3 separate regions of the Mus musculus genome follow, and regions 2 and 3 are each linked to region 1. A link is a contact called in ENCODE Hi-C or POLR2A ChIA-PET data. All regions are on one chromosome and are shown on one strand. Each heading gives the region's core, a stretch centred on a gene start or an enhancer-like site at or near the end of the contact. The rest is flanking DNA. Distances are from core to core; before and after follow the strand shown.

Region 1 (4,405 bases), core at 1,804-4,303:
TGGAGCCAGAGGCAGGCAGATTTCTGTGAGTCCAAGGACAGCCTGGTCTAGAGTGACTCCAGGGCTGTTATACAGAGAAACTTAAGACCCCAGGGGAAAAGCAGCAGCTCTACAATTCTAAGCACCCAGAGAAACCCTTCAGATTCCTCGTTCCTAGCCCTTTCTTCTCCCACTGTGCTGAGTCCACAGCAAGTTCTGTTTATCATGTCATATAGCAAGTGGATCATCCTGTCTGATAGGCCAGTGCCTACGTCCATGCACAAGCACACCAGGCAGTCTGCAGTCAGCACCATGTGGCTCCAGCCACAGACAAGGTTTTCTATTCCTGGTACTTTATTTCTGTACTCTTAACTTCTGGATTAGTAGTAGGGCAGAACCATTTTGAAGGCCCTTAATAAACACATCAAAAAACTGGTTTCTAAGAAGCATATGCCCTCACCATGTATATTTGCTATCAAACTACCCCTGATTTACTTTGTAAATTAAACACACTCCTCGCTGTGCCTTTTCCTTCGGGTATACACAACTTTTGCCAGCAGAGCTTTAACCAGCAAACGCTCCCTGTCTTGCCTCTGGCTCCTAAGTGCTGGGACTAAAGGCGTACACCTGCCTTTGTGGAACATTTTTGTTTTGTGATTTTTTGGTTCTTTCTTGTTCACCATCCTCACATGTAAAGATTTTAAACAAGGTGTCTGGAAACATCACTGACAGATGATAAAGGTTGGGTACCCAGAACTCACATGATGGCTTACAACTCCCTATACCTCCAGTTCCTTGGATCCAATGTCCTCTGTGGCCCCAGAAGGTATATATACACATGCACACCAATAAAAGTAAAATAATTAAGCCTGGAATGAAATGTACTCTTGTCTGCTTATCTGTCACTCTAGGACACAAGCCATAAGAGAACAGGATGGTGACAGAGTAGCTTCTAGAAAGACAGCAAGACGGAAGAGGGGGCTTGAGGGTGAAGGCCTACATCACCAGCACAGGTTGTGACTAGCCCTAATGGTACCTGCAAAGGGCTTTCCTACACCGCCTGGGCACAGCTTCCTCATGGCCACCTGTGTGCCTGACCTGATGTTGCTTAACCCTTCTAATGAAAGACGACAGGAAATTCTCCCTGCTAAGTTCTGTATAAATTACGTTCCACATCTCACACCTATTTCCAGATGGCCAGAATCGCTTTCCAAGTCTAGGTAAATGTCTGACATTCCTTCAGTCCAAAGCTAAGTCAAGGCACAATGGTGCCCTCCAATTTTCCCCACCCAAGCACTGGCTGAACAACAAGAGCCAGGCATTCTGGGGGCTCAGATAGTGTTGAGGCCGGTGGACAGTAAAGTGGAAGTGAGTGCTAACTACCCTACAACAACCTGAGGTAAAGAGACGGCCCAGGACTCCACAACCATCATATCTTGGAGCCGTCCTACCTCAGTGACCATGTGGGAGCAGCTTCCTGGGCTCTGACCATCCACTAGAGTCTTGGTTTTACCTGTGCAGATCTATGACAACCCAGGCTTGGATTGTAACCGCAAGCAAGCATTCATCTGGATGTTGGATTTTTTTAAGGAGAACCACAAGTTAATGGTTTCCAAGTTGGGCATGGTGGCAGACTTGGGAAGCAGAGAGAAGGAGAGTAAGGTTGTTTCTGGTTGCACTGTGAGTCTGAGGCCAACCTGGCCTGCAGGAAACCCTGTCTCAAAAACAAAACGAAAATCACAACTGTGTTAAAATACTTCCTCAAAGAGCAACTGGGGCGAGGGACTAGTTGGAAAAATCCTGGGGCCAGTGAACTTGATGGTCCTTTGATGGAGTTTATTGTCCCACTACGTCTGCTTCAGACTTTGTATCAGTGACCCTTGGAAGGATGTGGGGCTTTCTTATGCCTGCCTGCCTGCCTTCCTTTTAAGACTAGCACCTCTAAAATGGGGAGATTTCTGAATGCATTAGGTTGATGAGACAAACGACTATGCTTGCAGAAAACGTTTCCCAGAATCGTTTAGATCAGTGTCCAGCTCAGCTCTGCCATCTCGTATGTCAGATACAAAGGCCACCAGGAGGAAATACGCGGGTGCTGTACGTCTGTTTCAAGTGCTGGAAGAAGTCCCTTCCCTGGTGACCCTACCTAGGGGAGAAAAACTTTAGAAAAGGTTTCTGGAGGCTTTTTCTAGTTACAATTGGCCTCAGGACAGGCTAGCAAAGACAGAGCCCGGGTTCCGGCCAAGTTCCACCGATGCCAGGCAGTACCTACTAGGCCATAAATGATGAGTTTGGAAGGAAGTGGGGTCTACTGCAGTAGGGGAAGGGCAGGCAACACAAGACACTTCTCAAGGGAATGAAAATCCAAGAAACAAAGAAAAGAGCGCAAGGCCAACACTCACCAGGCGGGCGGCTGCACGGAGCCCACCCAGCCCTCCCGGAATCGGGAATCGGTCCCTGGCCAGCAGACAGACGGTTGGGGCTCGGCGCTGCTAAAAGCCAGGGAAGGTCCAGTCCCCCGAAACTGCGCACAGCAAGCGGCGGCCAGCTCGAAAGGTGAGGTGGAAGACCGACGCGGGGTGAACCAAAGAAGAGGGGACCGCGGAGAAAGGCAAGGCCACGGGAGGAAGAGAGAGCGGAAGCAGGGGAGCGTGGGCGGAGGGCGGGACGGCCAGCTCAGACCCGCCGCTCCGGCTCTCGGTATGTGTCACTCAACACGCCGCGGCGTCGTGAGCGCCGAAGGGCGGCCGGCGCAGGAAGCCCGAGGACCCTGAGGCCGCCCGACCGCCCCGGGGGTGCTCTGCGCCGACGCCGCCCATGCCGCAGAAGCTCGAAGGCGCAAACCAGCTACACACTTACCGGCGCCGCAAGGCAGACCCCGCCACTCCTTCGGGCACCCGGATCGGTCAGCGCCCACAAAGGGTCGCCATGGCGCCGCCGCACGAGCGCCGATTGGTGGCGTGCGGGGTGGAGCTTTGTTCAAACCCACGCAAGGCGGAGCCTCGCCGGCCGCGTCTCCCGCGCTTCGGCCTCAGCCGTTAGGCTCGCGCGCTGGGCCGCCCCGCCCCCGTTCCCAAGTCTCCCCGCGCCCCGCCCCGCCCCCGATCCCTTGTTTGTCGACGGCTCGACCCGTTCCCAGGGTTCCGCGCGCTCCGCTCCCAGGGTTCCGCGCGCCTGGCCACCGCCCCAGTTCCCAGGTCTCCTTGCGCCTGGCCCCGCCCCCAGGGTGCTTGCCGCGCCCCCTCGCGCCGGTGCCCGAGTCTCCTTCGTTATCCTGGCCCTCCTGACTCACAGCGGGGCGGTTAATGCCAGCCCTGGGCATGGCCGATGTCTACACCTTCTCTGAGACATAGAAGGGTTGAACGAGGCTCGGTGGTGGCATCCCTGAACAGGTCCTGGTTCGAGTTCCAACTGAGAAAAATTAAAATATAAGGTCCTGGTAGTGCACAAGATCTTAACGAGGACACCAAGTCCGGACGGCGTTGGTTGGGGGATGGAGTGAGGTGGGAAGGTGAGTGGATGCAGAATGTTCAGTGGGGATGCCACATTAGCACAGGGAGCAAGCTCGTTTGCTGGAAAAGACTGGAAACTCCTTCCGACCGGGACTTCTAATGAATGAGCGTTCGAGAGAAAAACCGGTGCCATAAGAGAAAGTATACGGCATACACATCACATCGTGTCTTTGTGGCTTCGTGGTTCACCTAAGCTCACTAATGCATTCCCATTCCTGGGCATACTTGCCCTTTATTTGATGGAAAGGCATGCCATCAAACTTTGACCTGGATACTAGCATGGTTTTTCTTTTGAATTACTATTATTTTTGGATTTACTTATCTGTGTGTGTCATTGTTTTGTCTGCATGTATGACTGTATTTCATGTTCGAGCCTACAAGTGATTGTGGGCTTCAGTGTGGGTGCTAACAACCTTATCAGGTCCTTTGTCAGAACAGCAAGTATTCTTAATCCCTGAGTGTCTTGAGTAAGCTAACGTGTAGTTAGTATAACAAGTAGTGTAACAAAAGTTATGTTTCATTATGCTGAGGGTCATTCACACTCTCAATTCCTATGTGGTCCTAAGCCTGTCTCCCCAACACTGCTCACCTGTCTAGGTATCTTAGCTGAAGGTCAGGTCCAGGCTCTAACATAAGTCTCTGATCCTGGAAGGTTCAGGATCCTAGGGAGACTCTCCAGCTGCAGGGCAAATCAGGGTGGCTTCTCTCCAGATGTGCAGGACAGAGCATTGTTCTTGGTCTCTGCTTACATACTGTCCAGTAGATATGGGGTACTAGGACTGTGTCTGACTATCTTGAGTGAGCGATGTCACTGGGTTCTGGTTGCCAGGTGCAGCCTTGGGTGTAGTGGGGTTCCTGACTACGCTATTTTTACATGTGGGTCCTAGGGATCTTAGGTTCGAGGCTTGGTGCTA
Region 2 (4,397 bases), core at 476-2,975, 180 kb before region 1:
GAGCTGCCTCGAGGCTCAGATCACTTTCTAGCCTGTTCAGCTGCCTGTAGTTTGTTTTGGGGTATGCTTTTGTGAGCTGTCACCCATGCCTTGGCAATGCAGCTGTCTTCTGAGTCATCTCTGTTCCTGTAAACAACCTATATTCTCATATGCCACTGTCAAACTCACTGGTCCTCCAGGTCGGGCTTTGGTGGTATCTGTACTCTGCTGTCATTGGTTCCTTAGCTGGGGTGAATAGGTGTTTGCTCACATCTCTCTAGTGCTATACTACAAACACTTAACTATATCCTAGAACAGAACTCAAAAGGTCTTGTTTCAACTCGGTTCCCATAAGACAAATAGTAAACTTTGCTCCCTCCTTTCTTGGCCTTAGTGTAGGTCATTTCCCTAAATGGAAACTATAGTCATCAAGTGGCTACACACCTCATTCCCACCGATCTCCACCCTAGCAAGCACCATTCTACTTCCTGCCTTATGAATTACTTACCTCATTTAAGCTTACCAGACCCTACCATGGCCACAGGGTCTATCCCCTATCTGCTCTGGTGGTTCAGGCTAGGCCAGGCCTGTCTTCGGGGAGAGGGTACCACTTCCCAAGAGCATTCCCTAGATGTCCGCTCTCACCTACAATGATCATGTTGGGCAGCTTTCATGAGTAACAGTGGGCTCAGGAAGAGAGCTTTGCCCACCTCTGTGTTGAGGGCACAACTTCAGGGCTCCCTCCTCTGTACTAGAGACACATACCTGAGGGGTCTTGTGGAAAGAGCAGCCTGTAGCCGGCCCAGCCCTGGCTTTAGCTGTGTTTGTTTCTACGTTTCAGCCACTTTAGGTAAGATTTAGTGCTAAGTCTGAGGGCCACAGAAAGCACTACAGTCCTTATTTCCTTCCTTCCTCCTTCCCTCCCTCTCTTCCCTCCTGACTGGATCTTGCTACATTGACCTTGCTGGCCTTGAACTCAAGTGCTAGGACTAAAGGTGTTTACCCAGCCGGTGTTGTCTATAAATCTTACTTCAAAGTCAGTAAGTGCTGGGCAGTGGTGGCGCACGCCTTTAATCCTAGCACTTGGGAGGCAGAGGCAGGCAGATTTCTGAGTTCGAGGCCAGCCTGGTCTACAAAGTGAGTTCCAGGACAGCCAGGGCTATTCAGAGAAACCCTGTCTCTAAACAAACAAACAAACAAACCCAAAGTAGGCAATGCTGTGTACGGTTCCAGAGGGCTTGTGGTCATCTAGAGAAAATCTTTGGCTGTTATAGAAGTGGATATTCTTATTTTCCAGAGGTCCAGATCATCACCCACCCTAACTTTGCAGGAGTCAGACACCATCCCAGCAAGGCCACCAGCCACTAGGCTCTGTATATGTGTAGTCCATGCCTTAGGGGAGGCCATCTGGCTGGAGGCCTCTAAATGTTTTGCTGAGCAGTTGCTGTTGCTTGCTGCAGTTCCACCAGTAGTCACCAGGTGTCACCAGCAACATACTCAGTATATCTTGGTGGCGGCTTGGACTCAGGATCGCAGACACTCTAGAGTGACCTTGGTTCCTGTCACCTCTGTCCAGACCCAGAACAGTCCCCAGTTCTGTTCAGTCACAGATGTGCTATGTCACCTCAACCAAAGCCTCCTGAGCCTTTTTGAACTGTATCGCCAGCGCATTATCCTTCCTGGTATCAGGGCCTGGCTTATTGCTCTGCCAGACACACGACAGCTGGGGCTGGCAGGTGTCTTAGATGGCCAGGGAGGGTCACTGCAAGAGTAGACTCCAGAGACAGTCAAGATCCTCCCACTTCTGTCAGGAGTGTCCTGCCATGAGGACGACATCCCCTGGAGCCTCAGGGACCAGTTCCCAGGACCCACCCTGATGTGACCCCAGCCACACCCCTTCACCTCCCACCCACTAACAAGGCTGTGACGCTCCACACCAGAAAGCAAACCACAAGCTTGAAAAGCAATTTTTATTGAATTTGGAGGGACAGTTTCTTATTATAATAGTAAAAATGCTGAAGCTGAATGTTGTAAAAAACGACATGGTGCAGCAATGGCCAGCGTCTGGCCGGGAGGGGACAGGCCAGGGTGACGGACAGCGGGAGAGGGAAAGCATCTAAAAGGACAAGTGCTAGGAGAAGGGCTCACGTGAGGCAGGCGCTCCCAGGGTACCCGCTAAGAGCCACCACGCGGGAGCGGGTGCGGGAGGGCAGGGGCTCTCCTGTCACCAAGATTAAAATCCCCTAAATGTCTCTGAACAGCATGGGACACAGCAACAAACTGGATTCTTGTTCCTCTGTCAACCTCACTTGAGCCCTGGCCATCCCATCCAGCCCTAGGGCTGAAGCAGCTGTGACCTCTCCCCGCCCAGAGGGAGAGGGCCAGTTAGCATACCACAGGGGGGTGCTTCTGGTGCCTTCTTGCTGGACTTTGGCCCTGGACCCTAGAGACAGGTGGCGGCCAGGGTGGACAGGCCAATGGGGGCAGTGACGGGACCCACCCAGACCCATGAGCCCACATTGCACATGGTCGCGTCAGTCCTTAATAGTTTTCTACATGAATCTAATTGTTCTGGGCACTGAGGCCACATGTGTGGTCTCAAACTGGATGAAATAAATTAAGAAAAACCCCAGGATAGTTTTCCTCCTGACCTGGCTGGGAGGTAGGCTGCTGCCCACAGTAGAAACATCCTCCCCTGGTCCTGGAGGCTGGCAAGGTTCCTCCCCAGCGCATCCGAGAAACAAAACATCAGGTTCAGATGATCCATGCGGGGCTTCTGGACTCGGCAATGCAGAGGAGCGTGGAGCTGCCAGCCGCTGCCCCAGGCCTCAGGCTGTGCCACTGGCTGAGTAGGAGAACTGGGGGAAGTGCGGCCTCCGCTCACTGTCCACACACTCCATGCTGTCATCTGTGGGCCACAGGAGGGCTCAGACCATCTCTAGAAACAGCCCGCCCACCTGACACATGCCAGAGGATACAAGGGGGCCCTGTGAGGGGGCAGTGACTCTGGCCCTCAGAACACTCCCTCCCTCCCCGCCAAGCTGCTACCACCCTCCAAAGGGTTTGTTTGATTCTTTTAGTTTTGGGGCTGAGAGAGAGCTTAGTGGTTAAGAGCACTGGCTGCTCTGGTAGAGGACCCGGGTTCAGTTCCAGTGCCCACGTGGCTACTCACAACCACCTGTTAACTCCAGTTCCCCCCCAAAAAAAGCAGGAGTGCAAGCCAGACACTGAGGGGCCATGGAGTGGGGTGGCCTCACCTTGATCAGGCGGCGTGATGGTGATCATCTGAGCTGTGAACTCCTCATCGAAATACCTGGTGTCAGTCTCAGAGGTGACCTGGGGCTTGAAAGGTGGGCTCAGCTGAGGAGCAACAGAAGGCCTGGTTACTACTGGGTTCCAATCCCTCCATCCTCTCTGGGCAATACTGACCTTATCGGGTGGGCACTAGCACTAGGGAACAGCTCTAGGAGATGGAACTGGGTAGGGCAGTGTAGGCAGGGGAGAGCAAGCCCAGAGATGCCCAAAGTGACGAGAGGGTAGTGACTGCCCACCTCCAGGCAGTGGGAACTCCGTTCTCTGGTTGTCATTTCCCTTCTGAGTTTTTTTTTTTTTCTTCCCTTTCCATTTTTTGAAACTGGGGTTCTGTGTAGCCCTAGGAACTACCTCTGTAAACCAGGCTGGCCTCAAACTCAGAGATCCACCTGCTCCTGCCTCCCAGGTGCTGGGACTAAAGGCACACAGTGGCACCACCACAGCTGTGGCAGGACTCAAAGCAGTCTTCAGGTGAGCTCGCCTGCCTCACTGACAGCCCATGAAGAAGATAAGCTGCAGAGTGGTGTATGCACTGGAGGCTGCTAACATCCTTTTGGGTCTCACAGGCAAGGACCCTCAATTGCCATCCCTCCCAAATCTGGTGTGAGGGCAATGCGGACTTCATGGGATCTCTAGTTGAGTGTGGGCAGGAAAGGCATGCCATCCACACCCCCACATGCTGCTGGCCCCGTGTTATCTAGAAGGTACACTCAAGGCAGGGGGTAACAGGGCACCCAACACATCAAGGTAGAGTGTTGAGACCACCTGCTGTGTCCCTCATCAGCCTGGGCCAGGGGTACTTAGGAGCTGAAGAGAATCACACTTAGGGGTGAGTACAAGGGGCTCTGCTCTCTGCAGTGGCCTACACTGTGCCAGACGGGCAGGGGCCGTCCCAGAATGGGATTAGGCTCGCCCTAGAGTTGGAGACACCTAGACATTACCCCCCACCCTCGGCTAGCTTTCATCATAGGGCACATGAGGCGATCTCCAGGCAAAGGACAGGAGCAAGCAACAGGTGTAGGCAACAGGGGCACAATTGAGGGCCTGGAGAGGCCAGGTGACTGTGCGAGGTATGCAGGGCAGCATACTACCCTCTTCTGTGCGAG
Region 3 (4,280 bases), core at 632-3,131, 170 kb after region 1:
CCGCACAGGGCATGGTGTGCATGCTTGTAATCCCAGTACTTAGGAAACTGAGGCAGGGGAGGCTGCTAAAAGTTCAAGGCCAACCAGTCTACACAGGAACATCTTGTCTCAAAAAAAAACCCAAAAAGTTGGGTCTGGTAGTACAGGTTCATAACTGCAACTACTTAAGAGGCTGAGTCAGGAGGACTGCAAGCTCAATGCTTGCCTGGGTTACTGATTAAGTTCAAAGCCAGCCTGGACAACTTGTCAAAACCCTAACTCAAAGTAAACCATAAAAAGCTAGGAACATAGAGAGCTCAGTGGCACTGCACTTGCTTAGTATGAGCAAGACCTGGGCTCCAGCTCCATACACACAATACATATAAATATGCAAATACAGTTACATACAGTCCAAGGGAAAGAGATTACAAATACACTAGTCCATAGAGGAAGGCAAAAGCTGGATGGCTCACAATTCTGATCGCAAAACATTAAATGTAAACAAAAGGTCAGGCTGAATGCACTACAGAACCCGGAGCAGACTCACACAGGGGGGCAGACAATGACCTCTGCGGAAGGAACAATGGTAACTCCATGTAAAAAAAAAAAAAGGAATCCTTTCAGCAAACTATGTGTGGAAAATGGTACCTCCGCAGACAAGAAAGGAGCCTCAGCCCGCACATCCCACTTTCCACAAGGCTTAACTCAAAAAATGTGGACTAGGCTTCCACTGACATAGGGATTTGGGAACTGTTTAGTGTGCCAGAGTCCCTGGGCTAGATCCCCAGTCTACAGAAAATAAAAACAAAACTGCGTAAAAGTGTAAACAATAACTTTTAGAAGACAAACGCGGTGACTCAAAGACATCTTAGATTCGTGACAAAGGAAACTCTCAAGAAAGAAAAGGCGACAAATTGGAATGCTTCAAAATGTAAAACCTTTGGTCAAAATAGTAACATTTGCCTCAAGAATCAGATATACAAAGAAAGACTTGGAAGTATAACTCACCTAGAGACTCGACATTCAACGGTTAGGAAACAAACCCTTATTTTAAAAAGATAAGGACTCAGGCGACTGGGCAGAGAATTGAGGCTGGGCACATCTTCTTCATAGCCCTTAGGGCAATGACACCTGTTAGAGTGGCCAACCGGATAAACGGAACCTGCGAGCCTGAAAGCCGTGCCTGTCAGATTTCGGGACCCAGCCCGACGACCTCCGTTGGACCGGACCGCGACGCTTGGACCGGGCAGATCGCGGAGTTTACATCGGCGTACGGGACTCGGAGGGGACCTGGCTGCAGATTCCCGGCCCGGCCCTGCCTCAGTTTCCCTGTCCGACTGCCCACGGTCTGTCACAGGACGACCTACTTCAGTTTCCCCGCCAGCCTCGACTCCTCCCTCGGACCTCGCACACGCAGCCCTGCCCGGCCCCCTCGCCCGAGCTGCAGAACTCACCGTCCAGCGACACGAACTGGCCGACCGCCGACGAGCCGCCGCCGCTGTTCTCCACGAACTGCACCTCGGACACGATGATGTTGTCCTCGAGCACCGAGCCGCAGCCCGTGCACACCGCATCGCCGCGCGCCGCATCCAACTCGATGTCCGTGCCGCCGCAGCCGCGGCAGACGCGGCCCGTCATGGTGGAGCCGCGGGGCCCCACCGGCCCCCCAGCCGCTCAGCAGTCCGCTCTCCGCCCGCGGCCCTCAGCCCGCAAGGCCCGTCGCGCCGCCTCCGTCTGCGCCGCACTCTCGCGAGGCCGCCGGCGCCACGCCTGCCGATTCGTCGCGGCAGATTCGCCCAGCGCGTGCGGGCCGCGCTGCCTGCAACGGCCGCGCCCGCGGGACCGATAAAGGAACTCAAGAATCGTTGGGACGCTGGGACCGAACCGCCGACCTTCCGGGCGGCCGGAAGCAAAGCTCCAAACCTGGAACCCGGAGGCCTCGCGGGCCAAAAGCCAACAACGGGGCGGGACTGGAGGGCGGGCGAGAAGGGCGGGGCGGGGCGGGGCGGGGCGAGGAGCGCAGCCCGGGACCCGACTCGGGCCGTGGGAGGAGCCTAGGAGGAAATGCGGGCTGAGGGAGGAGCCTGGGACAGGGGCGAGGCTTAAAGTGACGGGGCCCGGAGTAGGCCGGTGGGTGGAGCTGGGACGAGTATGGGAGGAGCCTGTAGATGGCGCCGAGGCCACGAAGCTTTCGGTATGCGGAGCCGAAGGAGAGCCGATTGTCTGAGAGAGGAAATCTGGAAACAAAGTAGTGGGATGGGTTTGTGGGCGGTAACTTGTGTGCGGCCAAGGCCCGGCCCGTGGAGCCTGCACTGATTGGCACAATAGGCTTTGGGAGCGTCCTGGGCTGGATGTAGTGGGAGTAACTTGGGGAGTCAGCAAGCCCTAGAGGGCAGGATCAAGGACTGCCGGCGGGGCAGCGTTTAAGAGGGACCTGGAATGTTCTCCCAGACTCTGCTGCAGACACCTCATCCCCCATCCCTCAGTCCCAGGGTGAACAGTCTCTGGGACCACAGTTGGTCACCTCAACGCTGAGTTCTCAGCAGGACTTCCTATTTCCTGGCAGTAACGGGTCTGGGTAGTAGGGTAGTGAGCTCTGGGTAAAGTAGAGCATACACAGAACCCTCTGCATCCGCAGGCGCTGCTCACAATCTCAGCCATACCTGTCAGTCCTTGGGAAGTTTAGCAAATCTTGTGCACTACTACAGGTAAGAAACTCCAAAATTAGACTGCAGGATGCCACAGGAGCTCAAACTAAGAGGGAAGCATTGTAAATATGCAGACTTCTGATCAGCTTGCAAAACCAGCGTTATCAACACAATTTAGAAGAAGAACAAGAACAACAACTTGGAAAAAGCCGATTGTGTTGGTGCACACCTTTAGTCCCAGCACTCCAGAGGTAGGGGCAGGTGAATCTCTGTGAATTAGAGGCCAGCCAGGACTCTGTTTTATACATAGAGTAACCCTGTCACAAACAAACAAACAGAACTTGGGAGGGATCTCCTCAAAACATAGCAAAGGAAGGGTTGGTGAGATTGCTCGTCAAGTAAATGCCAAGCAAATCTGTCTGCCTTGCTTGAGTTCAATCCCAAGAACTCTGGTAAAGGCGGACTGAGAGAATTTACTCCACAAAATTCTCTTTTGACCTCCACACATGTACCCTCTCACCATCATGTGCACAATACATATTAAAGTCAAATGGCAAATGAAGGAATTGAAGGATTTGGAGTGCTGCACAGTTCCTGTGCTCTCGAGTCACCCCAAGGGATCCCAAATCAACATGTCATTGAATGCCTCAAAAGGTCCAGGACAGCCAATGGTATGTCCGGAAAAAAAACAAAAACAAAGCAATACTCCAGAAACCCAGAGTGAAGCACTCACAGGAGCTCCTGGTTCCCTATACAGTTGGTGTCTTTAGGAGATAACCATGGTCAGAGTCCCAAGGTGGAGGACCAGGGTCCTTCAGACCTCCTCACAGATGCCCCTGAGCCTTGTCCCTTCTCAGTGACCCCAATGTACATTGCAGTAAGACAAGTGCTAAGAAGGGAAGAGCAGCAAGTTCTTCAGCCCCTACAGAGGAACCAGGTGGAGCCCTATCTTCTTTGGAGGGCCTGGGGATGCTTCCCTGCCATTCTATCTTGAAAAAGGCTCACCCAATCTGAGTCTTAAAGAGCAAGAATATCTTGCTCTGCAGGGGATAAACATGAAAAGGTGAGCTTATCACTCATGAATGCCATTGTGTAGAGAGAAAACATAGCTCAGAGCTGGGGGTACCCCCAAATGCTTCATCATGGAGAAGTATTAGGCGTACCACAAAGAGAAGAGAGTGCCTGTGTTAAACCCCTTTGCTCTGCACAGATTCTGCTATGGATTCTGCTATACCACTGCTTTACCCAATCCACTCATTAGCCTTGCGTCCTTCCATTCCCAAGTTTGTATGACATAGTCAAGCCCTTGCCACAAAACAGTCCCAGCACACACATTTCCTTGAGTTCAATTCTTTTTCTGTTTCAATAAAACTTGTAGAATATTTGTTTGCTGGGACTACCAGAACAAAGTGCCCCAGACTCAGCGACTTGACTTTGTCTACTCTTGGAGCTGGAGAGATGGCTCAGAGGTTAAGAGCACTGGCTGCTCTTCCAAAAGGTCCTGAGTTCAATTCCCAGCTACAATCATCTATAATGAGATCTGGTGCCCTCTTCTGGCGTGCAGGTATATATGCAGACAGAATACTATATACATGAAAAAGAAATTAAACCTTTTTTTTTTTTTTTTTTTGGTTTTCCTGGACAGGGTTTCTC

Evidence for each region. A loop is a pair of places that touch in the nucleus more often than their neighbours do. ChIA-PET counts read pairs that join two places held with the same protein, here RNA polymerase II (POLR2A).
Region 2: a loop to region 1 is called in a map of gastrocnemius, with 2.0 times the contacts of the local background. The contact joins the enhancer-like site here to the promoter of Cdca4 in region 1. A Hi-C loop is called at or near these places in 1 of 37 maps with a recorded cell type or tissue (gastrocnemius). POLR2A ChIA-PET finds 5 or more read pairs at or near these places in 1 of 5 experiments (embryonic stem cell).
Region 3: POLR2A ChIA-PET joins it to region 1 with 12 read pairs in embryonic stem cell. The contact joins the promoter of Brf1 here to the promoter of Cdca4 in region 1. POLR2A ChIA-PET finds 5 or more read pairs at or near these places in 2 of 5 experiments (Patski and embryonic stem cell).

The regions. Positions count from the first base shown.
Region 1 is chr12:112,826,468-112,830,872 of GRCm38, forward strand. It overlaps Cdca4 (cell division cycle associated 4), which reads right to left and starts at 3,054. Exons shown (of 2, transcript NM_001359234.1): 1 at 2,839-3,054. Gm52009 reads left to right here and starts at 2,234. Exons shown (of 2, transcript XM_030247054.1): 1 at 2,234-2,243; 2 at 2,541-3,809. The coding sequence starts at 2,234. The coding sequence ends at 3,325.
Region 2 is chr12:112,651,891-112,656,287 of GRCm38, forward strand. It overlaps Akt1 (thymoma viral proto-oncogene 1), which reads right to left. Exons shown (of 14, transcript NM_009652.3): 13 at 3,237-3,339; 14 at 1,931-2,887. The coding sequence ends at 2,808. Among named protein-coding and RNA genes, the nearest start is that of Mir6939, 5.3 kb to the right of the region's middle. Within about 2 kb of position 1,726, at least 1 of the 3 ENCODE cell types and tissues checked has a DNase peak (open chromatin) inside an H3K27ac peak, as active enhancers do.
Region 3 is chr12:112,998,740-113,003,019 of GRCm38, forward strand. Brf1 (BRF1, RNA polymerase III transcription initiation factor 90 kDa subunit) reads right to left here and starts at 1,882. Exons shown (of 18, transcript NM_028193.3): 1 at 1,434-1,882. The coding sequence starts at 1,617. It overlaps 9230104M06Rik (a long non-coding RNA gene), which reads left to right and starts at 1,985. Exons shown (of 3, transcript XR_001780729.2): 1 at 1,985-2,173; 2 at 2,618-2,687.